Regions from separate parts of the Homo sapiens genome. Here region 1 is linked to region 2. A link is a loop called in an ENCODE intact Hi-C map of the cell type or tissue named here. Cell type or tissue: pancreas. All regions are shown on one strand. Links, peaks and the distances in the headings refer to the core of each region. The heading gives the core; the rest is flanking DNA. Region 1 overlaps BSN (bassoon presynaptic cytomatrix protein). Region 2 overlaps BSN (bassoon presynaptic cytomatrix protein).

The links. Peaks named below come from ENCODE experiments on the same cell type or tissue, not always from the same donor. Only the 100,000 strongest peaks of a DNase experiment are listed, where the experiment ranks them.
Region 1: a loop joins it to region 2, with 1.9 times the contacts of the local background. A loop is called at or near these places in 13 of 110 quality-filtered maps.

The regions. Positions count from the first base shown.
Region 1 is chr3:49,557,208-49,572,393 of GRCh38, forward strand. The region is part of intron 1 of BSN (bassoon presynaptic cytomatrix protein); the gene reads left to right. Among named protein-coding and RNA genes, the nearest start is that of BSN, 10 kb to the left of the region's middle. In pancreas, for the core only: no CTCF peak of the experiment used is centred there; no DNase peak of the experiment used is centred there.
Region 2 is chr3:49,648,305-49,663,490 of GRCh38, forward strand. It overlaps BSN (bassoon presynaptic cytomatrix protein), which reads left to right. Exons shown (of 12, transcript NM_003458.4): 4 at 2,308-2,775; 5 at 3,239-9,892; 6 at 12,182-14,258; 7 at 14,572-15,186. Among named protein-coding and RNA genes, the nearest start is that of APEH, 18 kb to the right of the region's middle. In pancreas, for the core only: no CTCF peak of the experiment used is centred there; a DNase peak (open chromatin) is centred at 7,657.

The DNA.
Region 1 (15,186 bases), core at 3,354-11,353, 91 kb before region 2:
GGTGGCCATGTACAATTATATAATCTGTGCCTTTTCCAAGGAGTGCTGGTTTGGGAGAAAGCTGAACTCTAACCCAGGCTCCACTCTCCAAGCTGTGTGCCCTGGTGTAGGCTGCATCCTCTTAGATGAAGGGGCATCATTCACTCGTTAATTCATTTACTTATTTATGGAGATATGCCTAATGTACAGTGGAACACACATATTGATGGGATTTTATTTATACATACACTCGTGACACACTACCAGATCAAGACAGAACTTTATCAGTACCCCAGAAAGTACTTTTTAAAATAATTACACGAAGGAGCCATGTAGACCAGTGGCAGCCTGTCTAGTTTACACCAGCTCTGTGGACTTGCACCTGTCAGTTTTTTTTTTTTTTTTTTTTGAGTTGGAGTCTCGCTCTGTCGCCCAGGCTGGAGTGCAGTGGCACGATCTCCGCTCACTGCAAGCTCCACCTTCTGGGTTCACGCCATTCTCCTGCCTCAGCCTCCCGAGTAGCTGGGACTGCAGGCGCCCACCACCGCACCCAGCTAATTTTTTGTACTTTTAGTAGAGATGGGATTTCACCGTGGTCTCGATCTCCTAACCTTGTGATCTACCTGCCTCGGCCTCCCAAAGTGCTGGGATTACAGGCGGGAGCCACTGCACCCGGCCCAACTTGCACATGTTTTGATGTTTGCAAATTGATATCTAGTCGATCAGCTAAGGTGTATTTGTCAGCTGTCAAGAGCAAGCACAGTTATTGGCTTTGTGGATGGTATGGAAAGGATATATAGTGCTTCCCTGTCCTTCAGCACCTCACAGACTGGTTGGTCAGATAGCTCTTGAAGAGCCAAATCATGGAAGAACCCTAAGAGAGACACTGTGGGCAGCTCAGTATCTGAGAAATGTCAAATAAGCAGTGCTTACAGGGTTGTTAATTGGGAAGAGTGGAGAGGCACAGCTAAGCTTTAGGAGAGGTAGAGATGTAAGGCTGGAAAAATGACTGGGTTAAGAGAGGTAGAGATAGAGATAAATGGCATAAAGAATGTGGTCTACACAGGCAGGGACAGTGAGCAGAGAATGAGGCTGAGTGCAGGGTGGTGGGGGAAAGCCAGGGCAAAGCCAACAGAGGCCCTTCTCCATCATTGCCCATCAGAATGCGTAATCAATGCCAAAGTCGCCTCTCTTCACTCCTGGCCCATATGTTATTGAGACAGACACCCTAAGCCAAAGGCAGCTAGGCACAGAGAACCTGGTTGTTTACTGGAAGGTGGGCAAGGCTGCTCTGAGAACCATACCCCGAATTCCTTTTTCAAAATGGATTTGTCAGGCATAGTATCTCTGGTCTGGGATTAGTCAGACTTGTTACATTATATCAGCCAACTCAGCCTCTAGAAAAATCTGGCACTAACTTGTAAAGATAAAATGAAAGGACATAATTGCCAGGTCTGGAAATAATGCTCCTTTGTCACTTAGAGATCTTCTTTGTCCCCAGTGGCTGGATCTCACAGAGGGTATGTCATGGAGTGTGAATTAAAGTGACCTTACATCTGAATGGTGACGATGTCAAAATTTTACCCAGAGGGCAACCATTTTTGCATTTCTCCAGGGAAAGCAGGCTACTTTTGATAATACAGTTGCTCACAGCATCATTAAGACTAATAAGGTGCTGTTGATTTAAAAAATGTAAAAATGTAATGGAGACATTAGGAGGAGAAATACTGTCTTTTGTTTGTTTGTTTTTTGTTTTTTGAGACAGAGTCTTGCTCTGTCGCCCAGGCTGGAGTGCAGTGGCGCGATCTCGGGTCACTGCAACCTCTGCCTCCCGGGTTCAAGCGATTCTCCTGCCTCAGCCTCCTGAGTAGCTGGTATTACAGGCACCCACCACCAGACCCAGCTAATTTTTGTATTTTTAGTAGAGACGGGGTTTCACCATGTTGGCCAGGCTGGTCTCAAACTCCTGAGCTCAGGTGATCTGCCCGCCTCAGCCTCCCAAAGTGCTGGGATTACAGGCATGAGCCACTGTGCCTGGCCGAGAAATGCTATCTTAAACATTTTTTTTTTACTATGGAAAATTTCAAACATACATGAAAGTAGAGGAAATGGTCTAATGAACTTTTGTGTTCCCATTGCTTAGCCACTGCCATCATCAACTTATGGCCAATTGAGTTTAATTTATCTCTCTCACATCCTACCCCCTAGAGAAGCAAATTCCAGACATCCCAAAATTTCATCATCAGTATTTCAGTTTGTATTTCCAAGAAATAAGGGCTTTGCATGAACATAACCACAGCACCACAGCCACATCTAAATAAGATAATGATCTCTTCTTAAACTCAGCAAATATTCAGTCAGGATTCTACTTTTCTGATTGTCTTATGAATTTACTTTTATTATTGGTTTGAATTGTGATCTAAACAGGGTCTACACATTGAATTTGTCTGATGCATCTGTCTAGTTTCTTTATGTATTTTCTCTCCTTTTTGCTCCTTGCAGTTTATTATTAGAGAACTATGACATTTGTCCTGTGGTTTCTCATATTCAGGATTATGCTGATTGCATCCCTGTGGTGTCATTTAAGATGTTCCTCTGTCCCATGTTTTTCTTGTAAACTGAGAATTCTGTCTAGAAGCTAATCAGATTCAAATTTTATTCTTTTGGTCAAGAAATTCTAGCTTTTTAAAAAAGAGTTTATTGAAGGCTTCAGACATGGAGAGGCTGAGAGTTCACTGAAAGCAGAACCAGGGTTTGGGCTAATTGGGAGCCAAAGAACAATGCAGTGGACCACTTTTCTGTTCCTTTTCTAAAGATCTCCTTCCTCTGAGTCAGTTTGGTTCTGAGTTTAAGAAGTCAAAGCTTTCAGAGGAAAGTTGTTTTTTTTTTCCCCCAGAAAAGTCATGCCTTTCACCCCAGTGTGGGGGAGCCCTCCCTGCATATGTGAGTAGGAAGCCTCCTACTCACATTTGGGGGCTTAATAAATCTTTCCCCTTATCACAGGTCCTGCATTTCTGAATTGGGCCCTTTCCTCTTGTTAGTTGTGGGGGTGTGGAAGGCCAGACCTACTATGTGTGGGCTATGTGAGGGGAACCTGTTGCTGGAGCCTGTGGGCCATGTGCAGTAAGTTGGGGCTAACTGTGAAGGTAGGTTGGCAACACTGTAATAGCAGTTATGACTACCATTACTGAATGACTGCCTCATCACAGACATTCTGCTAGGTGTTTTATTTCTTATTCCACCTGCTTGGCCATTCAGCTTCTGCAGGCCCTGCCTGTCCTGACTTTACTTACTGCCTGGGGACTGACTTTTTAAATGGTAAAATGGTGGCTAAGCCCTGCATGCCTACAGCAAGGGCTGACTGTCACTTTAGGACATGAGGCCCTCTGGGTAAGCTGGGACTTGGTGAACAATCTAGCTGTGGGGGACTCCTGCTCAGTCCTTTCATTTGGTGCCAGGAGCATGTCATGCTGGTATTGATCCTGCATTTGTAGCACTTGCCCGAGCTCCTTTTCTGGAGGGACCTCTGCCATCTCCTCTCACTAGCACAGTGGTTGAAGCTGTGGAGTGAATTGGGACACTGGCCTGTGGGCTCCTGCCTGTGGTAGGGGTGATAGAATTTTGGTGTCTCACTCTCTGTGGTTCCTTCTGTACAGATCGGGCTTCTAGTGGGGGTCTGTTGCCCCCTAGCATTCTCTTGGCCCATTTGTCTTATATTTTAGGTTCTGGTCAGCTCTGCTGTGGAATGGGATACTCCCTGACACATCTGTGTTGTGCCTTGGGCTCCCAGGCTGGCCACAGGGCTGCTGTGATCTCTCCTTCCTATTATTCGTCTTTACGGGCACATAGGGTTCTAAAGAGAGCTTTGCTCTAGCAGAGACCTGGGGCCCCTACTTCTTTCTAACAAGAGGGTCACATGGAGGCACATGGGAAGCCTCCAGGGAGCTCTAGATCACCCCAGGATCAGATCAAATCTTGAATGGCCTGGAGAGGCCTGGTTGCCCCTAAAGTGGGTGAGGCTGCTGTCAGGGCCAACGGTGAAGAAGAGATTTTCCCTGAGGGGAAATAGAAGGGATGGCTTTTGGATCTTGGTCCCAAACACTGAGGAGATCCAAGAGCCTCAGCAGCAAGGATCACCCCACCCAGTCCTATCTGGGACTAACCCCTGTATCCAGAGGAGCCCGAGCTCTTCAATGCCACTGGCTTGTGTGGGGAGCCAAACCTCCCAAAGATGCTGGAAGAACCATTAAGGCATTTGGGTTCTTGGGAGAAAGGGTAGGTGAGGAAATTTCCTAATAGTTACACTGTTACATTTGTGTTTGCAGGCAGGTAACAAGGGTCACTCCCATTAAAAAAATTTTTTTAATTAATTATTTAAATTGACAAAAATTATGCACTATATATTTATTATATACAACCTGATGTTTTGAAATATGTACATATTATGACATATTATGGAATGGCTAAGTCAAGTGAATTAACATAGTCATGACTTAACATACTTACCATTTTTGTGGTGAGGATGCTTAAAATCTATTAGCAGAAATTTACAAGAATGCAATACATTGGTGTTAGCTATAGTCACCGTGTTGTACAGTAGATCTCTTGTTGTTGTTATTTTTTCTTTTCTTTTTTTTTTGAGACAAAGTCTCACTCTGTCGCCCAGGCTGGAGTGCAGTGGCGTGATCTCAGCTCACTGCAACCTCTGCCTCTTGGGATCAAGTGATTCTCATGTCTCAGCCTCCCGAGTAGCTGGGATTACAAGTGTGTGCCACCATGCCCGTCTAATTTTTGCATCTTTAGTAGAGACTGGGTTTCACCATGTTAGCCAGGCTGGTCTTGAACTCCTGGCCTCAAGTGATCCATCTGCCTCAGCCTCCCAAAGTGCTGAGATTGCAGGTGTGAGCCAGCCACCATGCCCAGCCTAGATCTCTTGAATTTATTCCTCCTATCTAACTGAAACATCTCCTCAACCTTCCCTTCTACCTCCTACTGTGTCACCTACACTTTTTTGTGTATGGGAGTGTTTGTGGGGATTTTTACAGTTAGATTCTACATAGAAATGGAACAATTTTAAAGTGAAATTTTATCCATGTATTCAGGAAACTCTGCTGAACATCTTTTGGATACCTATCCCTGGGTGAAGTGTGAGGAATAAAAGAAGGAGCATAAAATAGGCTCTGCCCTAAAGGGGCCCATGGTGTGGGGAGAGAGAACTCTTGTCCAGATCTTTAGCCTCAACTTCTTCTTCCTTAAATTAGAGTTTGCTCCTGCCTTCTCTTTGTCTCACAGAGGTAAGAGAAATGAGAGTATGATTAAAAGGGGTTGCATTATTTCATGTTCTAAAATAGTAGAGCATATATTTGTATGGTATTTTACAGCTTACAAAACACATTCATAACATTCACGTATTCTGTTGGGAAGCTCCAAAGGCCTAAGAGGAGTGATGTAGAAGAACAGCCAGCTAGCAGACTTTAGCAAACCAAAATGCCGAATGCTGTGGAGAACTGTGTCACTTCCCCGCCTCCTCCTCTGTGAAGATGGGAGATTTAGCAAGATGATGGGAAAGGCTTTGAGGAGTGGGAAAGGGTCAGAAAGTAGGACATTTGAGCAAAGGGCAGGGTAGGATGATGTGGAGGAAGAAGAATAGTGGAAGCATGCTGGCTGGGGGTCAGAAATTCAGGTTTTAATCAATCCTGGCATTGCCTAAACTTGGCTATGCACGTTGGGTATGTCCTTGGTTTTTTCATCTGTAAAATGAGAGATTTAACTAGATGATCTCCACAGTCCCTTCCAGCTCTGACAGCTGATTTCTGTGAAATGTGTAAAAAGGAAGGGTGATGCTTCCCATTTTTCTTCAGCTCTATTGAGCATAGAAAACAAGGTCTAAATCAAAAGTACATTGTGCACTTTTTAGTTTACTTTGTAGCAGCTCTAAATGAAGAGGCTTGCTCTTCCATTGTGTGGCAGAGATTTTTCAGAATGGACAAGATGACTGCACATTCAAGCCTGGAGCCAGGGGCGGGGCTGGCTGGCAACCCACCTCTGGGTTGCTTCTGGTAGGCAGGGGCTCTCGGAAAACTGATGGCCTCCTTGTGCTGGGTTGGTTGGCCAGCCAGCAAGGCTCCTACCCAGACCTGCAGAGCCTGCTGCAGGCTCCCTGTTCTCAGCTGTGCTCGGCTGCTTATCTCCTGAGTGTTGTTCCACCTACTTCCTACAGGTGCTCTGGCAGCAGCCAGTGGGCCATGATTTCCAGGGGAGCTGGGGTTGGCAAACGCTTTGTGATGGGGAAGGGTGGGGCATGGGAAGGGCTAGCCTGAAAGAGACTTTAGATCTTCAGACTCCAGTTTGGGCAGACTCCTTCATTTGTAGAATGAAGAGATACATGTGGTTCTCTCTGCAGCTTCTGCAGCTGTGTGGGTTCTGTGGGCTCAGGCCAGATCTCCTCCAATGTCAAAGTCCGGTATGTGAGGCTGCTTCCTTCCGAAGTGTGGTTTGGCTTCAGTAGGTTATATGTTTGCTCTGATATCCTTTTATTTTGAGCATTGTATCCAACCCCCAACAAATGCCAGAATGTCTGCTGTCATACTCTGTAGGGGCTACAGCTCTCCCTTGGTGTGAACACCCAAGATCAGTGGCCTTTGGTTCTTCTCAGGCAGATGATTCTACTGCTGGAGAGTTCTTTTTTCCTGTTTGTCTGAATCAGGTTTCCTTACACCTCCTATCTGCTGGTCTTGGCTCTGCTCTCCAGCACCGCTGACTTATTTTTGCTCACAGGTTTAGCAGGCGCTCACTGTACCTGCCACGTGCCAGGGCTGAGGTCCCTGCGCTTACTTCCTCAATCCTGATTTTCTTCTCTGGACTTCACTTCTCCAGCTCCTGTGGCTGTGATGGGACTCTGAGACCCTTGCCAGCCTGGACTGCCCTGCCCAAGGCTGTCAGTATCCTAAAAGTACAGAGAGGCCTTAGAGAACAGGGTCCAGGGCTCAGCATGTCACTTGGACTATGAGTGACATAGTCTGAAGGATGCGGGGCCTTCCCTCTCACAGCATGAGAACACCCTTCCTACACCTTTATGAGAGCTTTTGGGCAGCTACTCCCACACTTATCCAGCCTCATGCTGGGCATCTTCACACGAAGTCTGGGGCCTTCCATCCTGGACTTACACAGCCCAAGTGTGAATCTGTGGAGGCCTGCATGAGTCTCTGCTATGTTTTCTCTGGTTATACTTAGAGATCCTTTCCAACCTAGTGAGACTCTTTTGGAACCTGACTGTGTTCCATGAACTGGGGGTAATAACTAAGGCAATGTACTTGTTTCAGGAACCATACTGTGAGAACTTCTCCCCTTCCTAGGCCCTGTGAGCCTACTTTCTAAACCCCTGCATCTGACCTGGAGTGGGGTGGCCAGTGTTGGATGCTCAAGGCCAAGGCCTTGCCAGCTCAGGTTTGGAGTGATGATGGCTGAGTAGTGGGAGTAGCTGCCTGAAAACTCTCATAAATGTGTAGGAAGGGTGTTCTCATGCTGCAAGAGGAATGCCCCTTGTCCTTCAGACTATGTCACTCATAGTTCAGGTGACATGACAGCTACGGTTGGATTGGAGAGGCAACCACCCCTTGCACCCTAGCCATGGCAGCCCCTGTGCTCTGCAGAGGAAACCCTTGTGCAGATTTGTCCTTTCCTGGTCAGCCATGTTATGCTGGCCTGTCTTTGGGGTGCATTGGCCTTTGGCTCTGTAGGGTAGGTATCTCTAGGAGCAGCAAGTGCTCTGCAGATGAAAATTTCAAACACACATAAAAGGAGAAAGGTAAAAAAAAAAAAGAAGAAAAGAAGAAGAAAGGATGGTAGGCTGAAGTCTCTCCTGCAAACCTACCACGTAGCTTCAACAATGATTAGCATTTTGCCAACTTGTTTTATCTATATTCCTCCACTTTTTTTTTTTGGACTAGAGGATTTTCTTTTTTTTTTTTTTTTTTTGAGACGGAGTCTCACTCTGTCACCCAGGCTGGAGTGCAGTGGCGGGATCTCGGCTCACTGCAAGCTCTGCCTCCAGGGTTCATGCCATTCTCCTGCCTCAGCCTCCCGAGTAGCTGGGACTACAGGCACCCACCCACCACGCCCAGCTAATTTTTTTTTTTTTTTTTTTTTTGAGACAGAGTCTCGCTCTGTCGTCGCCCAGGCTGGAGTGCAGTGGTGCGATCTCAGCTCACTACAAGCTCTGCCCCCTGGGTTCGCGCCATTCTCCTGCCTCAGCCTCCGGAGTAGCTGGGACTACAGCCGCCCGCCACTACTCCCAGCTAATTTTTTGTATGTTTAATAGAGACGGGGTTTCACCGTGTTAGCCAGGATGGGCCCGATCTCCTGACCTCGTGATCCACCCGCCTCGGCCTCCCAAAGTGCTGGGATTACAGGCGTGAGCTACCGCGCCCGGCCAGGATTTTCATTCAAAATAGAAATATATCATTTCACTCATGAATAGTTTAGGATGTACCTCTAGTAGTTAGAGGGTGCTTTACTATTTAATTCAATGGCATTTATCACAACCAACAAAGTTAACTTTAATTTCTTACTATAACCCAATACCCAGTCCATATTTAATTTTTCTTTATTGTTCCAAAAATGACATTTTATTTTATTTAATGTATTTTTTTTTGAGACGGAGTCTCGCCCTATTGCCTAGGCTAGAGTGCAGCGGCGCCATCTTGACTCACTGTAACCTCCACCTCACGGGTTCAAGCAATTCTCCCTGCCTCAGCCTCTCGAGTAGCTGGGACTACAGGTGCACACCACCATTCCTGACTAATTTTTGTATTTTTTTACTAGAGACGGGGTTTTGCCATGTTGGCCAGGCTGGTCTTGAACGCCTTACCTCAGGTGATCTGCCTACCTCGGCCTCCCAAAGTGTTGGGATTACAGGCATGAGCCACTGTGCCTGGCCCCAAAAATGACATTTTAGTTTGTTCAAACAGTATCCAAACAACGTCTACATATTGCATTTGGTTGATATGTTCTGTAAGTTTCTAACAGTCTCCTTGCTCCTTTTGTTTTCAAATCCATTTATTTGGTGAAGACATCAGGACATTTATCCTAGACTATCTCTCATTTTGGTTTTGCCTAAGCACATCCTCTTGAAGTTATTTTCTTGCTTCCTAGTGTCCTTTTATTTCCTATAAACTGGTAGTTAGATCTAGATCAGAATAGATTCAATCTTTTTGGAAAGAACACTTCATTGGTATTGTGTACTTCCTATTGTATCCCAGAAGGAGGCAGTATGTCTGTCTCCTTGACCTACTTTAGTGATGAAAAGATGGATCAGGCCTGGGTGCAGTGGCTCCCCCCTGTAATCTCAGCACTTTGGGAAGCTGGGATGGGCAGATTGCTTGAGCCCAGGAGTTTGAGACTAGCCTGGACAACGTAGTGAGACCCCATCTCTACAAAAATACAAAAAAATTAGCCAGGCATAATGGCACATGTCTGTGGTCCCAGCTACTCGGGAGGCTGAGGTGGGAAGATCACTTGAAACTGGGAGGTCAAGACTGCAGTGAGCTGAAATCGTGCCACTGCACTCCAGCCTGGGTGACAGAGTAAGACTGTGTTTCAGGAAAAAAAAAAAAAAAAAAAAAAGGATTAGGGGATTCAGGTAGTATCAGTGATTAATCCATTATAAAGTCCTTATCAGTTTTTTTTTTGCCTGATGAATTTAGCATTCACTAATGATCCTTAGCTAGATCCATTATTTCATAACAGGTTGCAAAATTAGCTGAAATTCTTCTATAAAAATTATCTGTCAACCTTTTTTTTAATGCACCAAACATTTATTAAACATTGCAGTCAATAGCAGGAACACAAGAAGGAAAAAGACACAGTCCTACCCTGAAGATGCCCTCCAAACTGGGTTGAATCTCCATGCTTGATGCTCCTTTCAATGGATTGTTTTTAAATAATAATGTAGATATTTTTATTAATGATAATACTCATGAATGTAGTTTAAGACTTCCTTCTGGTTCCCTTTGCCCTTAGGTTATCCCTTTTCAGGGATATATAGTTCTCTGTTTTAGAGTTATTAGAAATGATTCTACTCTGTGGTTATCTGATTAAGAGGATATAAAATTAAGCTCTTTTTTCCCAGTTTGCCTTTAATTTGTAAGGATTACTTTTTGATCAGTTTTCTGTTGTTACCGTCATTCTGCACAATAAACCAGCCCAAACTCAGTAGCTTCAAATAGCAATTTTTTATTCTCACTCATGCATCTGCATGCTGGCTAGAATTCACTGATCTAGACCGGGCTCCAGGCTGCAGTTGGGTCCAGGTCAGATCAGTGTGTCTCTCATCTTCCCTGGACAGCAGTCTAGCTGGGGCATGTTCTTCTTACGGAGATGAGAGACACACAAGAGGGTGTGCCTAACCTCACAGCACATTTCAAGCCTCTGACCTGATGACACATCTGCTAACATTCCTGTAGTCAAGCAATTCATGGTTAAGCCCAAGTCAAGGAGTTGTATTGCAGTTACTATGGCTGTGTAACATGTTAACCCAAAACTTAGTAGTGGAAAACAGCCACTATTCTGGTCACAGATTCTGCAGGTCAGGAATTTGGGCAGAGCACAGTAGAATGGAGTGTGTTTCTACTTCACAATGTCTGGAGTTTCAGCTGGAAGACTTGAAGGCCAGAGATTAGAATCTTCTGAAGGCTCATCAATTATATGTTTGAGAGTCGATGCTGGCTGTTAGCTGGGAGCCCCAGGGCTTCTCCATATGATTTCTCCATGTGGGCTCATTTGGGCTGCCTCATAGCATGGTTGCTGAGTTCCAAGGGTGGGGAGAGGGCAAGGTAGGGGTTGGGAGACAGGTGGAAGACCGTACTGACTTTTATGATTTAGTCTTAAGAGACATGCAGTGTCACTTCTGCCACATTCTGTTTACTAACACAGTCACAAGATCCTGCCTAGGTTTAAAAGGAGGGGACGTGGACTCTGTCAGTACATGTGGGACTGGAAATCTTGCTGAGACCATTTTTGGAAAATACAGTCTGCCACAGCTGGAAAAAATATATTCTGCCTCTAGTTGGAGGAACTGCAAAGACACATGGCAGAGAACAGAAATCGATGGAAAGTAAAGAATTGAAAACAACAATGGCATATACCGTACTTTTTTAAAATTTAATTTTTAAAAATTATATAAAGCTTTCCTATGATTCCAAATAAAACAAGATATATTGAGAGAAGTCTAATTCCATCTTGTTCCCTCTACTTTATTCTCTTTGCCTTTCTGATAAGAAACAGTTTTTATCAGATTTTTCCCACTGTTTCTTTTTGCAAATTTAAGGGAAAAATATATTTGTTTACCTTTCTTTTTTATGTAAAAGGTAGCAGACTCTAAGTACTCTTCTGTACTTTGCTTTTTTCCATGTAATCAATCTTGAAGATCACCCTGTAGCAGAATATAGAAATCCTCCTGATTCCTTTTTGCATCTGCACTGTGCCTCACCATGTGGATATGCCATGGTTTATCTATGGACATTGGGCTGTGTCCAGTCTTTTGCTCTTACAAAAAGAAGCACAGTGAGGAATCTGGAAAATGTGGCATTTTGTAATTTTACCAGTGTGTCTGTGCGATAGTTTCCTAGAAGTAGGATTGCTGAAGCAAAATGGTAAATGTATAAGTTGTTTTTCTCTGTGTTGCTAAGACTGAGAGCCAAAGGCAGAAGCAATAATATTCAGGCATGAGAGGATGATCATGGTGGGGTGCGGGGTTTTGCAGGACAGGGAGGTGGGAAGGGGCTGAGTAGTAAGAGTGATGAAAAGTGCTCAACTTCTGAATATATTCTGGAAATTGAGCCAGAAGGATTGCTGAATGGTTGGCTGTGAAGAGTTGAAGAGAGGAGTCAGGAGGAGCTCTGAGTTTTGGCCTGGGCATCTGGTGTACACAGGGAGGAGGAGGAATGGGCCTAGACCAGGAGTTTGTTCTTGGACAAGTTGTTTTTTAGAGGCACCCAAGTGAGATGTTAGGTAGGCAGCTGGGTATTCAAGTCTGGGTTGGAAAAATAAAGTAGCACTTCACCTGCAAGTGCTTTAATATTAATGCCACCTGGTTCCTACAAGTACCCTGAAAAAGAGATAAGGGAGAGGAGGAAATTGAGGCAATACTAGGGTTCCAAGAGAGTGAATCAAGTGCATTCAATTAAACAAATATTTACCTTATCAAATGAAACATTGGAAATGAAAGCACTCAGCATGAGGCCTGCCATTAAGTGCCTACTAGTTGATGTCAGGTTCCATGCCCAGGGCTGAGGATAGAAAGATGAACAGGTAGATTATGCCCTTATTTATTACCCTAGATCATGTTTGAGTTAAACTTGATTGAGGGTATAGTTCCTGACCTCTGGGAGCTCTGACTCAGTGGGGGACGCTTGGAGGGCTCAGGGGCCTACTGTCGTCCATCCTCATCTTCACAGACAGCTGCTAAAACAGATTATAGAATTTAAGGCTCAGACTGGGCAGTTCACTTGAAAGGCCTGGCTCATTCTATTGGCTCTAGAATCTGCAGCTAGTCAGAGATGAAGCTCAGGCCACCAGAGCCACAGAGAAAAGTCTCTCACTATAGGAAAAGTGTCACTTTGACTCTTTAGCCCTCACTCCTGTTCAGTAAACTTCATGAAGCCAGGTGGAGGGTGTTGGCCTTCAGCTGGAGTGACAGTCGTGTGGGACAGGCGCCCCTTGACAGATTTTGAGTATTGGGAAGAGGGCAGGAGGGAGGGAGTTCCAGGTCTGGGGCTGCTGCTCTGGGGTTGTGATTTGCTGTTGGGCAGCTGAGCAGAGATATCATAATTTGACTTTGGGATGTATATTTCTCTGGACTTAGGGATCAGGATGCAGGCTGTAGCACACGAAGCTGGCTCGGAAGCCAACAGACTGGAATAGGACTTTCCCAATGGCCAAGCACTCATCTCTGCTCCCCTCCTGTGCTGAAAGCACTTTTTGCAAATGATGGTACTTAGCACTGATTGCCTGGCAGCCTAAGATACACCACCCATAGAGCAGAGTCAGAAGGGGGTTTCCTGCCAGGGCACTTTTGGGGAGCTATGATGCAGGCTAAGCCAGTGGAAGAAAGGGAGGAAGGGAGCAGACAGAACAGGGAGGCTTGATCTGGTGCTCCCAACAGACCCGGTTTGCCACTTTGCCTGCCTCCACTCCGCCCCTTCCTCCCCAGCTTTATTAGGGTGAGTGTTGGAGCCCACCCAAGGGTCCATGCTGTCATTGGTACTTTGCACCTACATGGCCATTCTGTTGTTTACTTTGGTTTGAGCCGTGGAAACAGAGACTGAAGAGCAGCAGGCACCAGCCTCTGTGCTGTCCCTACTCAGGCCCCCAGTTGGGGGTGAGGAGCCCTGGGAAGACCATCCAAAGTTCCAGGGGCAGACGCCAGAGCTACACAATCACCTCCTTTTCTAGATAGTAAGAAACAAAGAAAAACCTCTACACCCCTGAGTGTTGAGTGAGGAAAGCAAACATGTTCTCCCTGTATTCAAATTAGCCAGAGAGCCTGGTGGGGACTCTTGGGGGCAACACCTTCCCTTCCAATGCCAAGGCAATACCTCCCCTTCCAGGCTCACTCCTCTGAGCCTGCCTGGTAGTGCAAATAACTTGTTTTCAGAGGCAAGAAGAAAGAGGAAACTAGAAGTTTTGCCTTTTTGGAAAGCATCCTGTGCTACCTGCAGTCCCACATGAACACTGACTCTGGGGCTCCCAGGCCTGTGAAATGGAGTGGAAGTGACCCCAGGAGTACCAGAGCTGAGCCTTCCAGCAAAGTTTGGCAGGGAATGTGGGCCTCAGTCACACTCCTTCAGCTTCCTTTTCCTTAGTCCCTACTAGTGGCTCAGGAAAAAACAAGAAGTTCAGATAGCGACAGGCATTGCTTTTGAAAAGATAGTAACAGTACTTAGTAGTAACTGAGGAATTTTAAAAATACACTGTGCTTTTTTTTTAATTCTGTGTAGCTCTGGCCAATAGAGAGTTAAGAGCACTGGTGGGATGGAAATACTAATTCCAGAGAGGTAGTGGGCATTTCCAAGCATCCCACAGCAAGTCAGGGGCAGGACAGGGAAGAGGAGCCTGGGTTTCCTAGCTCCAGCCTCTGCTTGGTGAATCTCCCTGGCTACTTTGGAATAAGAAAGCTTTCATGTGTCCAGTGAAGGGTCAGGGCATCCAGTGGGTAAGAATGGCATACTTCCTGCCCCTGTTGCAGGGCACAGGCCTCTGGGTAGAGTAGACTGGGGTTGGGGAGACGGGGGTGGGCAGCTTCAAGTAGCTTTGGGGTATAAGGCTCCAGGGCCAGAAGAGCCCAGGACTCATAGGATGGAGTTTGGTGGCAAAGCCTCTGCCACAGTGAGACTACTTGGAACAGCCCACTTTGGTAGTGCACTCACTCTGAGCCAGGCCCCAGAGGCCTCAGGGTATAGTAGGGAATGAGGACAGAGATTGTTCATCCCTTTCTTCCTCCAACTGCCATGGACATGGGGGATAACTCTGTAAACAAGCCGACATGTTCTAGATGCATATGGAGCACACAGCCATCAGGAGTAAGACCCACACCATGTAAGTGATTCTGGTAACGTGTACTGATTATTATTCGATGGCATGCAGTGGGGGTGGGTTTAGGCATAAGGGATAGAGGTAGCAACACCAACTCCCCATACCCCAATAAATTAGCTTTTCCAGAGACCCTGCTTTATCCTCAGAGAAGGCTTTGCTCCCCAGAGCACATATCATTTTGAGAATATTGTTTCTTTGTCCATTCATTCAACAAGCATTTAGCCCCTGCTGTGTATCAGAGTCTGCGCAGGCTCTGAGTTCACAGCGGAAACACAACAGTCAGCAGGTTGGATCCCACAGACTGTATGAGCACAACACAGTCTGAATATAGCATTGAATACTGAAACAGTGTTGACCATTGGACTTGTAGGAGCTCTTTTCTTGGGAAAACTTTAGTTTATAACATGATGGAGATTGAATTAATCTGACATAAAAACTTTTTGGGACAAAAATAAATGATTTTGTTTATTGTCCATAAGAGATCTTAAAAAGTCTTTTGTTTGGGAATGGAACCTCTACTCAAACCCAGGTTTGGGCTCCCTAGGGCCTTGAAGTCAGTGGGAGCAGCTGAGTAGGGAGTGGGTGATGGATCAAGGAACACATTTAGGGGAAAAT
Region 2 (15,186 bases), core at 2,863-10,862:
TTTGAGAGGCCTAACATGGGATGGGTGTGCACAGGGCTCCAAAGTGGAGTTAGGGCAGCATTGCCTTGGGCCAGCCCACTGGGCCTAGATCCTAAACCCATCATGCTGACCATAGGGCTGGGGAAGGGGCTGTTTGATCATTTCCAGAGCTCTCTCTCTTGATCTCTGCCTATAGCCCTGCCATCTCTCCAGGGTCATTTTGCCATCTCACAGTCCTTTCTGACATGGGGGAATTTCCATTGTGTACACAGGTGATGCTGGGGGCATGTGAGCTAGGGTTCCTGGATCAGGCTCTGTGCTCTCCCATGTCCTGTTCATCTGGGGCTCGGTCTCAACCTATCTGTATTTTCCCCAGGCACCTCTGGGGGTGCACCCTGCCAGGCCAAGTGAGCCCAGGGCCTGGCCAGTGGCCAGCACTTACTGCCTTGTGGGGTTTTGTGTGGAGACACATTGAGCATCAGATAAGGTTCAAGGGAGTCAGTAGTGGTGTTAGGGCTGGGCTGTGCAGAGAACAGAGTGAGTATATGTATGTAGGGCATCTAAAGGGTCCCCCTCCACAGCTGGGCCACTGCCCCATTCCTCTGCCTGGGACTTGTGCATGAGGTTGGGCCTCGGGGAAGAGCAGAAGCTCCAGTGGGAGAGAAGCAGTCTCGACCCTGAGTAACCAGCCTGGGGAGCAGGCCTGTCCCTCAACACACACCAAGGCCCTGCCACCTGCCCAGCCTAGCCTCTGCTGAAGCCCAGAGCAGAGAAGTGGAGTGTAGCTCTCTGTGGACAGCAAACCAGGGCAGAATCATTGACATGTTATCTGCCATGGTGGCCCTAGGATGCCAGGCTAAGGGCAGGCACCCTGGGGGTACCAGGCTTCCAAGGCTGCCAGAGGCAGCATGTGAAGTGAGGGTACTGAGGTTGTCAGCCTTCCTGGGGGTGGCAAGGGCCAAAGGTCACCTCCTTTTCCAGTCCTCTGGCTCTGTGACCTTGTGGTTCTTATGGTCCACCTCGGTGGCAGAGTTGCTGGTGGGAGCCTGTATGTCCAGGCACCTGGGATGAGTGAGTTCCCTGCAGGACGGATGGAGCACTAAGGCTCTGCGCCACAGAGTAAGAACAGGCACAGGTGTCTGTGGGACCCTGCTCTGGGCTCCACTGTAACTCTCATTCTCCATCCCATGTGGGCCAGAGAAGGACTTCAAATCCTGCCAAGGAGGAGCCCTGACTCTGGAGGAGGCTACTGGGAGACATGCCCCTGTCAGCCTCAGACCTGCTGCAGGAATCACCCATTTAGGCCTCAGAGATGCCCAAACCCTATGCCTGTACAAAGCAGCTGGGGCTGGGAGACATGGACTTCGCTTCTTGTGTTCTGGGGGCTTCACCATTGATACCTGTGTCATACTTGTAAATGACCTGTTTGGGGTTGTGGGCTCCAGAAAGGCTGCATGCCAGTGCCTGTCTGTCTGCTGAGTCATGGCTGTCTTCAGCCCCCAGCACTGGGCCTGAAACAGTAGAGGATCCTGAGAGTGGTGGACTGATGGTTGAGAATTTGATCCCAGTCCAGCTCTGGAAGGAGCAGGGCCCCTGACACAAGGGCCACCACACATAGTCCCCATCAGAGGAACAGTCCAGAGCCCTGGGGGCAGGAGGAGGCCTCTACCTGAGGGTCTCTGCTGGCCTTAGACAAGGTGACTTGGGCTGGGGATTTGAGCAGGGAGGACTGCTCAGCCCCTCTGTCCTCCACCAAGCAGGGTTACTCCCAGACAGCCTCCCCTGGCCCCAGGAGTCTGCACCCTATCTAGCATAGCCCTTACCTGGGAAAGAGTGTGGGGAAGGATGGAGTCAGACCTGAGAGCTGGGAGGCAGGGGAAGCATAGTGCCTCCAGGAAGTGCTCCATGCTTGGATGCCACTCCTCTTCCACAAGGGTTCTCAACTGCTGGACTCCATACCAGCCCACTAGGAGCCGTTTGCTCCCTCAGATTGAGACCTCAGCTTCCCCTGTGCTTAGGGCTAGGCCCTCCCATCCCCCACAGTTCTCCCCCTTTTCTGGCCTGGTGAAAAGTTCTCTGTGGGTTAAGGAAAGTACTCTTCTTTGGGGTTGTTACTTGCATTCTGACTTTGTGTGTGTTCATCTTAAAGGTAGGGGAATTTGTTATTTGGGGGCAGTAAATTGGTCAGTCTTTTTCTCCTTATGTCTTTGGTGTTATGCTTTGAAAGTTCTCTCCTCCCTAAGGTTACAGAAATAGTTATGGAAATATTATTTGAGGACTTCAGTGTCTTTTTAATTTTCATCAACCCCCTCTCCCATTTCCTTGCAGAAAACAGAGTGGCTCTGTCTGAACTGCCAAACCAAGCGGCTACTGGAGGGCAGCCTAGGAGAGCCGACCCCCCTGCCGCCGCCCACCTCACAGCAGCCCCCTGTAGGGGCCCCTCACCGTGCATCTGGAACATCCCCTCTGAAGCAGAAAGGGCCACAGGGGCTGGGCCAGCCTTCAGGCCCCCTGCCTGCCAAGGCCAGCCCTCTATCCACCAAGGCCAGCCCTCTGCCCAGCAAGGCCAGCCCCCAGGCCAAGCCCCTCAGGGCTTCTGAACCCAGCAAGACCCCAAGCAGTGTCCAGGAAAAGAAGACCCGAGTCCCCACTAAAGCTGAGCCCATGCCGAAGCCACCTCCAGAGACTACCCCAACCCCTGCGACTCCTAAAGTAAAGAGTGGGGTGAGGAGGGCTGAACCTGCCACCCCTGTCGTCAAGGCTGTTCCAGAAGCCCCCAAGGGTGGGGAGGCGGAGGTCAGTCCCATTCACTTCCCAGAGACCCTAGCTTTCAGACAGGACAGTCTATGGAAAGGCTTGCCTCCCTGGGTGGCTGAGGCTGTAGGCTCAGGACAGGTGCCTTGGGGCCACACAGGAGGGAAGGGACACAGTAGAAGGAAAGTCTAGATGAGGTTCTGGCACGCTTGGAGACTGTGGGTTTTACACTGGTGCTGTGTCTGGCACCTTGTCAGATGCTTTGCTGGGTTTTGATACCCTTTGATCTAGTAAAGTTTCTCTTTGAAGACCAAGGGCTGGTTTGGGCTTGCCATGGAACCTTCAGGTTATTCAAGGCCAGAAGGAGATAGGGTGGGTGGCGGGCCCTAAACCCTTGGGAAATGGACAGACTCTTCCCCAGGGTCCTGGGATTGACAGGGAGGATTGGGTTCCCACCACGAGCTTTGCCATGGGGAGTCAGTGTCTGCTTTTCACCCTGCTGCAGGACCTGGTGGGCAAGCCTTACTCTCAGGATGCGTCTCGGAGCCCACAGAGCCTCAGTGACACAGGCTATTCCTCTGACGGCATCTCTAGCTCCCAGAGTGAGATCACAGGAGTCGTGCAGCAGGAGGTGGAACAGCTGGACAGTGCAGGGGTGACAGGGCCACATCCACCCAGCCCCTCCGAGATCCACAAGGTGGGGAGCAGCATGCGGCCTTTGCTGCAGGCCCAGGGCCTGGCCCCAAGTGAGCGGAGCAAGCCACTCTCCAGCGGTACTGGCGAGGAGCAGAAGCAGCGGCCCCACTCCTTGTCCATCACGCCTGAGGCCTTTGACTCTGATGAGGAGCTGGAGGATATCCTGGAGGAAGACGAAGACTCTGCTGAGTGGAGGCGCCGGAGAGAGCAGCAGGACACTGCCGAGTCCTCAGACGACTTTGGCAGCCAATTGAGGCACGACTATGTGGAGGACAGCAGTGAGGGTGGCCTGTCCCCTCTTCCACCCCAGCCCCCAGCCCGGGCAGCAGAACTGACTGATGAGGATTTCATGCGACGGCAGATTCTCGAGATGAGCGCCGAGGAAGACAACCTGGAGGAGGATGACACTGCCACCTCCGGGCGTGGCCTGGCCAAACATGGCACCCAGAAAGGTGGCCCCAGACCCAGGCCTGAGCCTAGCCAAGAACCAGCAGCACTGCCCAAGAGGCGCCTGCCCCACAATGCCACCACGGGCTATGAGGAGCTGCTCCCTGAGGGAGGCTCAGCAGAGGCTACCGATGGCAGTGGGACCCTGCAGGGTGGGCTCCGTCGCTTCAAGACCATTGAGCTCAACAGCACGGGAAGTTATGGTCATGAGTTGGACCTGGGCCAAGGCCCAGACCCCAGTCTGGACCGGGAGCCTGAGCTGGAGATGGAGAGCCTAACGGGCTCCCCTGAGGACCGCTCCCGTGGTGAGCACTCCTCTACATTGCCTGCCTCCACACCCAGCTACACCTCGGGCACCTCTCCCACCTCTCTGTCCTCCCTAGAGGAGGACAGTGACAGCAGCCCCAGCCGCAGGCAGCGTCTAGAAGAAGCAAAGCAGCAGCGCAAGGCCCGGCACCGCTCCCACGGGCCCCTGCTACCCACCATCGAGGACTCCTCAGAGGAGGAGGAGCTGCGGGAGGAAGAGGAGCTGCTTCGTGAGCAAGAGAAGATGCGGGAGGTGGAGCAGCAGCGCATCCGCAGCACGGCCCGCAAGACCCGGCGGGACAAGGAAGAACTGCGGGCCCAGCGGAGGCGAGAGCGCTCCAAGACACCACCCAGTAACTTGTCACCCATCGAGGATGCCTCCCCGACGGAGGAGCTGAGGCAGGCGGCCGAGATGGAGGAGCTACACCGCTCCTCCTGCTCTGAGTACTCACCCTCACCCTCCCTTGACTCTGAGGCTGAGGCCTTGGATGGTGGCCCTAGCCGGCTTTACAAGTCAGGCAGTGAGTACAACCTGCCCACCTTCATGTCCCTCTACTCACCAACCGAGACACCCTCCGGCAGCTCCACCACTCCCAGTTCCGGACGGCCGCTCAAGAGCGCTGAGGAGGCTTATGAGGAGATGATGCGCAAAGCTGAGCTGCTCCAGAGGCAGCAAGGCCAGGCAGCAGGGGCCCGGGGACCCCATGGCGGCCCCTCTCAGCCCACAGGCCCCCGGGGCCTGGGCTCCTTCGAATATCAAGACACTACAGACCGTGAGTATGGCCAGGCTGCTCAGCCTGCCGCAGAGGGCACGCCAGCCAGCCTGGGAGCAGCCGTGTACGAAGAAATCCTTCAGACATCACAGAGCATAGTCCGCATGCGGCAGGCCTCCTCACGAGACCTGGCTTTTGCTGAGGACAAAAAGAAGGAGAAGCAGTTTCTAAATGCTGAGAGTGCATACATGGACCCAATGAAGCAAAATGGTGGCCCCCTTACCCCTGGTACCAGTCCCACCCAGCTCGCTGCCCCTGTGTCCTTCTCTACCCCCACCTCCTCAGACAGCAGCGGGGGCCGAGTTATTCCCGATGTCCGTGTCACTCAGCATTTTGCAAAGGAGACTCAGGACCCCCTCAAGCTGCACAGCTCTCCTGCCTCCCCCAGCTCAGCCTCCAAGGAGATAGGCATGCCCTTTTCCCAGGGCCCTGGGACCCCAGCCACCACAGCTGTGGCTCCTTGTCCAGCTGGGCTGCCACGAGGATATATGACTCCAGCCTCCCCAGCAGGCTCCGAGCGTAGTCCTTCACCATCTTCCACAGCCCACAGCTATGGACACAGCCCAACCACTGCAAACTATGGGTCCCAAACTGAGGATCTACCCCAGGCCCCCAGTGGCCTTGCTGCAGCTGGACGAGCTGCTAGAGAGAAGCCCTTGAGTGCGAGTGACGGTGAGGGTGGCACTCCTCAGCCTTCCCGGGCATATTCCTACTTTGCAAGCTCCAGCCCACCTCTCTCCCCGTCTTCCCCCTCAGAGAGTCCCACATTCTCCCCTGGCAAGATGGGCCCAAGGGCCACAGCAGAGTTCTCTACACAGACGCCAAGTCCAGCCCCTGCCTCAGACATGCCACGGAGCCCTGGTGCCCCCACTCCATCACCTATGGTAGCCCAGGGTACACAAACACCACATCGACCCAGCACGCCTCGCCTGGTGTGGCAGGAGTCCTCTCAAGAGGCTCCCTTTATGGTCATCACGCTGGCATCTGACGCCTCCAGCCAGACCAGGATGGTACATGCCAGTGCCTCCACCTCCCCGCTCTGCTCACCTACTGAAACCCAGCCCACCACCCATGGCTACAGCCAGACAACACCTCCGAGTGTGTCTCAGCTGCCCCCAGAGCCACCTGGGCCACCTGGCTTTCCACGGGTGCCCAGTGCTGGTGCAGATGGGCCCCTGGCACTATATGGCTGGGGTGCCCTCCCTGCTGAGAACATCTCCCTGTGCCGGATCTCCTCTGTCCCTGGGACGTCTAGGGTTGAGCCAGGCCCCAGGACCCCTGGCACTGCAGTGGTAGACCTCCGTACAGCTGTCAAGCCCACTCCCATCATCCTCACTGACCAGGGCATGGACCTCACCTCTCTTGCTGTGGAAGCGAGGAAGTATGGTCTTGCCCTGGATCCAATCCCAGGACGGCAGTCGACCGCCGTGCAGCCCTTGGTTATCAACCTCAATGCCCAGGAGCATACCTTCCTTGCTACTGCCACCACCGTGAGCATCACCATGGCCTCGTCTGTGTTCATGGCTCAACAAAAGCAGCCTGTGGTCTATGGAGACCCCTACCAGAGCCGCCTTGACTTTGGCCAGGGTGGGGGTAGCCCTGTGTGCCTGGCCCAGGTCAAACAAGTAGAGCAGGCTGTCCAGACAGCCCCATACCGAAGTGGGCCCCGGGGAAGACCCAGGGAGGCCAAGTTTGCCAGATATAACCTACCCAACCAAGTAGCTCCTCTGGCCAGAAGAGACGTTTTGATCACTCAGATGGGCACCGCCCAGAGCATTGGCCTCAAGCCAGGCCCAGTGCCAGAGCCAGGTGCCGAGCCCCACCGGGCCACCCCTGCAGAGCTGCGGTCACATGCTCTGCCAGGTGCCAGGAAGCCACACACAGTGGTGGTGCAGATGGGAGAGGGCACAGCAGGCACTGTGACCACACTGCTCCCAGAGGAGCCTGCGGGTGCCCTGGACCTTACCGGGATGAGGCCTGAGAGCCAGCTGGCATGCTGTGACATGGTCTACAAGCTCCCCTTTGGCAGCAGCTGCACTGGCACCTTCCACCCGGCCCCCAGTGTGCCTGAGAAGAGCATGGCAGATGCTGCCCCACCTGGCCAAAGCAGCAGCCCCTTCTATGGTCCCCGGGACCCTGAGCCTCCTGAGCCCCCAACCTACCGGGCACAGGGGGTGGTGGGGCCTGGGCCCCATGAGGAGCAGAGGCCCTACCCACAAGGCCTGCCTGGTAGGCTGTACTCCTCCATGTCTGACACCAATTTGGCTGAGGCTGGCCTCAACTACCATGCCCAGAGGATCGGGCAGCTCTTCCAGGGTCCTGGACGAGACTCGGCTATGGACCTCAGCTCACTGAAGCACTCCTACAGCCTGGGCTTTGCGGATGGACGCTACCTAGGGCAGGGCTTGCAGTATGGCTCAGTCACGGACCTGCGTCATCCTACAGACCTTTTGGCTCACCCGCTTCCCATGCGGCGCTATAGCTCAGTGTCGAACATCTACTCAGACCACAGGTACGGCCCACGGGGAGATGCAGTTGGCTTCCAGGAGGCCAGCCTGGCCCAGTACAGTGCCACCACAGCCCGTGAAATCAGTCGCATGTGCGCTGCCCTCAACTCCATGGACCAGTATGGTGGGCGGCATGGCAGTGGTGGTGGTGGCCCTGACCTTGTGCAGTACCAGCCCCAGCACGGGCCCGGGCTCAGTGCTCCACAGAGTCTGGTTCCCCTCAGACCTGGACTCCTTGGTAACCCCACCTTTCCAGAGGGCCACCCAAGTCCTGGGAACTTGGCCCAGTATGGGCCTGCAGCAGGCCAAGGAACAGCAGTCAGACAGCTGCTGCCGTCCACAGCCACTGTACGTGCAGCTGATGGCATGATCTACTCGACTATCAATACCCCAATTGCTGCAACACTGCCCATCACCACCCAGCCTGCCTCAGTCCTGCGGCCCATGGTGCGTGGTGGCATGTACAGGCCTTACGCATCTGGTGGAATCACAGCCGTGCCACTCACCAGTCTGACACGTGTGCCCATGATTGCCCCCCGGGTACCTCTTGGACCCACAGGGCTGTACCGCTATCCTGCACCAAGTAGATTTCCCATTGCTTCCAGTGTTCCACCTGCAGAAGGGCCTGTCTATCTGGGGAAACCTGCTGCTGCCAAGGCCCCTGGGGCTGGGGGCCCTTCAAGGCCAGAGATGCCAGTAGGGGCTGCACGGGAAGAGCCTCTTCCCACAACCACCCCTGCTGCCATCAAGGAGGCTGCAGGAGCCCCAGCTCCTGCCCCACTAGCTGGCCAGAAGCCACCAGCAGATGCTGCTCCTGGGGGTGGCAGTGGGGCCCTCAGCCGGCCAGGGTTCGAGAAAGAGGAAGCATCACAGGAGGAGAGGCAGCGGAAGCAACAGGAGCAGCTGCTCCAGCTAGAGCGGGAGCGGGTGGAGTTGGAGAAGCTGCGACAACTTCGGCTGCAAGAGGAGCTAGAGCGGGAACGTGTGGAGCTGCAGAGGCACCGTGAGGAGGAGCAGCTGCTGGTGCAGCGGGAGTTGCAGGAGCTGCAGACCATCAAGCACCATGTGCTGCAGCAGCAGCAAGAGGAACGCCAGGCTCAATTTGCACTGCAGCGGGAACAGCTAGCGCAGCAGCGTCTGCAGCTGGAGCAGATCCAGCAGCTGCAGCAGCAGCTGCAGCAGCAGCTAGAGGAGCAGAAGCAGCGGCAGAAGGCTCCCTTTCCTGCAGCCTGTGAGGCACCTGGCCGAGGGCCTCCCCTAGCGGCTGCTGAGTTGGCCCAGAATGGCCAGTATTGGCCCCCCCTTACACATGCAGCCTTCATTGCCATGGCAGGGCCTGAAGGACTTGGGCAGCCTCGTGAGCCTGTGCTGCACCGGGGTCTCCCCAGCTCTGCCTCAGACATGTCACTGCAAACGGAGGAGCAGTGGGAGGCCAGCCGTAGTGGCATCAAGAAGCGGCACTCCATGCCACGCCTGCGGGATGCCTGTGAGCTAGAGTCTGGGACTGAGCCCTGTGTGGTCAGGAGGATTGCCGACAGCAGCGTGCAGACAGACGATGAGGATGGGGAGAGCCGCTACCTCTTGAGTCGGCGACGCCGGGCACGGCGGAGTGCTGACTGCAGTGTGCAGACGGACGACGAAGACAGTGCTGAGTGGGAGCAGCCAGTGCGCCGCCGCAGGTCTCGTCTTCCCCGCCACTCAGACTCAGGCTCTGACAGCAAGCACGATGCCACTGCCTCATCATCCAGTGCTGCTGCCACTGTGAGGGCCATGAGCAGCGTGGGCATCCAGACCATCAGTGACTGCTCCGTGCAGACGGAGCCTGACCAGCTGCCCAGGGTCTCTCCAGCCATCCACATCACAGCTGCCACCGATCCCAAGGTGGAGATCGTCAGGTACATATCGGCGCCAGAGAAGACTGGGCGTGGGGAGAGCCTGGCCTGCCAGACGGAGCCAGATGGGCAGGCCCAGGGTGTAGCCGGGCCGCAGCTTGTAGGGCCAACTGCCATCAGCCCCTACCTGCCTGGCATCCAGATCGTCACCCCAGGGCCTCTGGGCAGATTTGAAAAAAAGAAGCCAGATCCCCTGGAGATTGGGTACCAGGCCCACCTGCCTCCGGAGTCTCTCTCACAGCTTGTGAGCCGCCAGCCTCCCAAGTCCCCTCAGGTCCTCTACTCACCAGTCTCACCCCTGTCCCCTCACCGGCTCCTGGACACCTCCTTTGCTTCCAGTGAGAGGCTGAACAAAGCTCACGTGAGTCCCCAGAAGCACTTCACGGCTGACAGCGCTCTCCGCCAGCAGACGCTGCCTCGCCCCATGAAGACCCTGCAGCGGTCCCTGTCTGACCCTAAGCCCCTCAGCCCCACCGCCGAAGAGTCTGCCAAAGAGAGATTCTCCCTCTACCAGCACCAGGGGGGACTGGGTAGCCAGGTATGGGAACAGGGGCTGTTCCAGGGTGGGACAGGGGTCTCTGCCTAGCCCGAGGGGCCCCCACAGGGAGGGGCTTCTTCTGGGGTGGGAGTAGAGGCATCTCTGGCCCCAGAGGCCCAGGGGAAAGAGTCAATGAGCAGATGCTCCCTGGTGCACATCTGAAAGAGCCTGCAGCCCGGCAGACAGCCTGGCAGATACAGACACACACATGGGCCCCCACAGCCTTCCAGCCACATACCCTACTAGAAGCTTCAGCCTCCTCCCAGCACTGTCCCTTCACCACCCACACCTGGTCCAGCCCCTGCTACCTCCCCCTTTAGGCCTCTTCAGCTCTCACTTCTAGTCTGGACCCCTTCCACTCCAAACTTAATCTATGGGTGTTTCCTAAGAAAATCAGTCATATGAACCTGGCGCGGCTGCTCTCGTCCTCTCAGTCCTGGCCTGGTTTCCATTGCCACACAGGAAGCCCACACCCCTATGGCCTAGCACTAGAGGCCCATCCCAGCGGGCTGCAGTGTGCTCTCTGCCCCAGGGTGTTCTCTGCCCCTACCTGGCCCTCGGTAAATCTGTTTACACATCTGTCTGCTCCCCTAGATAGGGGATTCAGAAGCATAAGCTTACCCTTGGTTGTGGCTTTATTTGCCAGTGATGGATGGGGACTGTGAGAAGTGGCTTGGCTGTGGGCTGCAGCCAAAGTGAGAATAGAGGGTTGTGAGGGCCTAATGCCAACAACTGAGTGCCAGGCTGAGGAGGATGGGCTTTTCCTAAAGACCCTGGAAGCCTCTGGAGGTTTTAGGCATGTGAGATGGGACAAAGCAGATGTTTTGGAAAGTTTCCTGGGCAGAATGTGGGAGGGTGGGCTGAAGGAAGAGACCTGGCAGAGGAGGCAGGAGCCAGAGGCATCGTAAGGTAGATTTGCCCATTTTCAGGGTGTGACACAGAGACGAGAAAAGTGGAGCCTTAGAATGGGGTTTGTGGAGGTGATAATCTTGGGTAGTGAAGTCTTGGTGTATGCAGGCCATATAGGGGTGTGGGTGGGATCAGGACTCTAGGCTGGCAGGGAGGGCAGGTCAGAGAGGCAGGGTGGTCCTGGCTGCAGGCACAGAGGTCCCATGGGCTGGCCATGTGAGACCAGGCCATGATAGGCACTCATGATGCGTGGCCAAAATAAGAAAAGAGACAACAGAGTGAGGGGTTCAAAAGGCTAAATTTATTCCATAAAAGGCCCACCCTGAAATTTTGAGGGCACACTATAATTTTTATTATGACATATGGTGGATGTAGGTGGGAGGTTTTTAGGTAGTTACTTGGCAAGGTAAAAAGTAAGAATCCTATAGGAGTCACTTCCCAGTATATATTGGAATTTGGGTGGTCCATGAAACCCAAGGGCATGGGGCATTCTGGGAAGGCTAGGAGCGAGAGAAAAAGGGAGAAGACAGAGTGAACTACCAGGCAATGTGGACCTTCAGGCAATGCAGAGTGTCTAGGGTAGGCAAGGAGGACCCCATGGTAGGCACTGTTAGGGAACCTTGACCAGGAAGCCATGCTGCTGGAGGTAGGGCTGGATAGGACTTACGGGTGCACTGGTGGCTCCAGAGAACAGCAGGTTGACCGAGGGACATGGAGGGAGCTGGGGACCAGGCCAAGAGCACAGCCCAGAGGGTTTGGCAGAGGGCAGTGCAGGGCACTAGAGGAAGAGGGTGGGCAGGCAGCTGAGGAGCCTTCCACTTTAGAGAGGACTAGGGCAGGATGCAGAATGACTCAGAGCCTGCCACGATTGGCATACAATCTACATGTGTCCCTTCCCATGATCCTCTAGGGAGCCTGGCGGGCCCAGGACCCTCTCCACTCCATGCCTCCTGTTCATACTCCACTGATCTCAACCCCTGTCAGCTGCTAGGCCCCAAACCCAGAGCCACAGCTGTACTCTTCTTACCTCAATGTGAGGCAGAGGGTGGCAGGCCCATTGGAGATGTGCAGGGGTTCTCAAAGCCATGTGCTGGGCCAGTACAGGACATTGGCATGAAGGGAATCTGCCCGTACCCTCCTGCTTCCCAAAGCTCTGGGAAAGAGAAGGGCTGTAAAATAATCACAGATCTTCCCTCTATGGCAAAGAAACCAAGGCCTATGGGTGGGCAGGGTAGGCCTCCAGGCTGCCTGGTAAATCAGGGCACCAGCAAGATGGAACCCAGCTCCTTCCCCAGCCCAGGCCTGGGTTCTGCCACCCCACACCCCATCAAGTCACCACACCTTGGGTCTCAGTGCTGCCCACCCTTCCCTCTGTCTCAGGTGTCGGCGTTGCCACCCAACAGCCTGGTCCGCAAGGTGAAGCGGACACTGCCCAGCCCCCCTCCAGAGGAGGCTCACCTTCCCCTGGCTGGCCAGGCCTCCCCACAGCTGTATGCAGCCAGCCTGCTGCAGCGAGGGCTGACGGGGCCCACCACTGTCCCTGCTACCAAGGCCAGCCTGCTCCGGGAGCTGGACCGGGACCTGCGGCTGGTGGAGCATGAGTCCACCAAACTGCGCAAGAAGCAGGCAGAGCTGGATGAGGAGGAGAAGGAGATTGACGCCAAGCTCAAGTACCTGGAGTTGGGTATCACACAACGCAAAGAGTCTTTGGCCAAAGACCGGGGTGGCCGTGACTACCCACCCTTGCGTGGTCTTGGCGAGCATCGTGACTACCTATCGGACAGTGAGCTCAACCAGCTGCGGCTCCAGGGCTGCACCACTCCCGCTGGCCAGTTTGTGGACTTCCCTGCCACTGCCGCTGCTCCTGCCACCCCCTCTGGTCCCACTGCCTTCCAGCAGCCCCGCTTCCAGCCTCCAGCCCCACAGTATTCTGCAGGCAGTGGTGGGCCAACTCAGAACGGATTCCCAGCCCACCAGGCCCCCACCTACCCTGGCCCCAGCACGTACCCAGCTCCTGCCTTTCCTCCTGGTGCCAGTTACCCAGCTGAGCCTGGCCTGCCAAACCAGCAGGCTTTCCGCCCCACAGGCCACTATGCAGGCCAAACACCCATGCCAACCACACAGAGCACCCTTTTTCCAGTCCCCGCTGATAGCCGTGCCCCACTGCAGAAGCCACGCCAGACATCGCTAGCCGACTTGGAGCAGAAGGTGCCCACCAACTATGAGGTGATCGCCAGCCCCGTTGTGCCCATGTCTTCAGCCCCATCTGAAACCAGCTACAGTGGCCCAGCAGTGAGCAGCGGCTATGAGCAGGGCAAGGTCCCTGAGGTGCCCCGGGCTGGTGACCGTGGCAGTGTGAGCCAGAGCCCAGCCCCCACCTACCCCTCTGACTCACACTATACCAGTCTGGAGCAGAACGTTCCTCGAAACTACGTAATGATTGATGACATCAGTGAACTGACCAAGGACAGCACCTCTACTGCTCCTGATAGCCAACGGCTGGAGCCCCTGGGGCCAGGCAGCAGTGGGCGTCCAGGGAAGGAGCCTGGAGAACCAGGTGTCCTTGACGGGCCCACACTGCCCTGCTGCTATGCCAGAGGAGAAGAGGAATCTGAGGAGGACTCATACGATCCCCGCGGGAAGGGTGGCCACCTCCGGAGCATGGAGAGCAATGGTCGACCAGCCAGTACCCACTACTATGGTGACAGTGACTACAGGCATGGGGCTCGAGTAGAGAAGTATGGTCCAGGGCCCATGGGGCCCAAGCATCCCTCCAAGAGCCTGGCTCCAGCTGCCATCTCCTCAAAGCGCAGCAAGCACCGGAAGCAGGGCATGGAGCAAAAGATATCCAAGTTCTCGCCTATTGAAGAGGCCAAAGACGTAGAGTCAGACCTGGCGTCCTACCCCCCACCTGCAGTCAGCAGCAGCCTGGTCTCTCGGGGCAGGAAGTTCCAGGATGAAATCACCTATGGGCTCAAGAAGAACGTGTATGAGCAGCAAAAATACTATGGGATGTCCAGCCGGGACGCAGTGGAGGACGACCGCATTTATGGCGGGAGCAGCCGGTCCCGGGCACCTTCTGCATACAGTGGGGAGAAGCTGTCCAGCCACGACTTCAGTGGCTGGGGCAAGGGGTACGAAAGGGAACGGGAGGCTGTGGAGCGACTTCAAAAAGCGGGCCCCAAGCCCTCATCCCTAAGTATGGCCCACAGCCGGGTACGACCCCCCATGCGGAGCCAGGCCTCTGAAGAGGAGAGCCCCGTCAGTCCTTTGGGGAGGCCCCGCCCTGCCGGAGGGCCCCTCCCTCCCGGCGGGGATACCTGCCCACAGTTCTGCTCCAGCCACTCCATGCCTGATGTCCAGGAACATGTCAAGGACGGACCTCGGGCCCACGCATATAAGCGTGAGGAGGGCTACATCCTGGATGATTCCCATTGCGTGGTTTCCGACAGCGAAGGTAATGGCAGCCAGGGGTGATTTCTGCGGATACTCAGCAGCTGGGGGGCCTGCCTACCTGTGGGGCCCTGGGCCCTAAGATGTCCCAGCAGGGTCTGGTCTGGCGCCTCATCTGGTGGGCCCTGCTGCAGGCAGGCTGCCCTTGCCTGCTCCATCTGTGCCCTGGTCCGTGGTTGCGGGAGGGTGGGCTGGGGGCCTGCTGATCTGCTTGTGGCTGTGGCACCCACTCTCTTGGTTTCTTTGCATGGCTTCAGCTAGGCCTCCCCCTGCGGCTAGCCCGGGGGTTGATGGTATTCTGTTTTTGGTCTCTGAAGCGTATCACCTGGGCCAGGAGGAGACGGACTGGTTTGATAAGCCCCGGGATGCCCGCTCTGACCGGTTCAGGCACCACGGGGGCCATGCAGTTTCCTCCTCCTCCCAGAAGCGAGGCCCTGCCAGGCACAGCTACCATGACTACGATGAACCCCCTGAGGAGGGCCTGTGGCCTCATGATGAGGGTGGCCCAGGCCGCCATGCCTCAGCCAAGGAACACCGGCACGGTGACCACGGGCGGCACTCAGGCCGCCACACTGGTGAGGAGCCGGGACGGCGTGCTGCCAAACCACACGCTCGGGACCTGGGTCGCCATGAGGCCCGGCCCCACTCTCAGCCCAGCTCTGCTCCAGCTATGCCGAAGAAGGGTCAGCCTGGGTATCCCAGCTCTGCTGAGTACTCACAGCCATCCCGTGCTTCATCCGCATACCATCATGCCTCTGACAGCAAGAAGGGCTCCCGGCAAGCCCACTCCGGGCCCGCTGCACTGCAGTCAAAGGCAGAACCCCAGGCGCAGCCGCAGCTGCAAGGTCGGCAGGCAGCTCCAGGACCACAGCAGTCACAGTCACCATCATCCAGGCAAATACCCTCTGGGGCAGCATCACGCCAGCCACAGA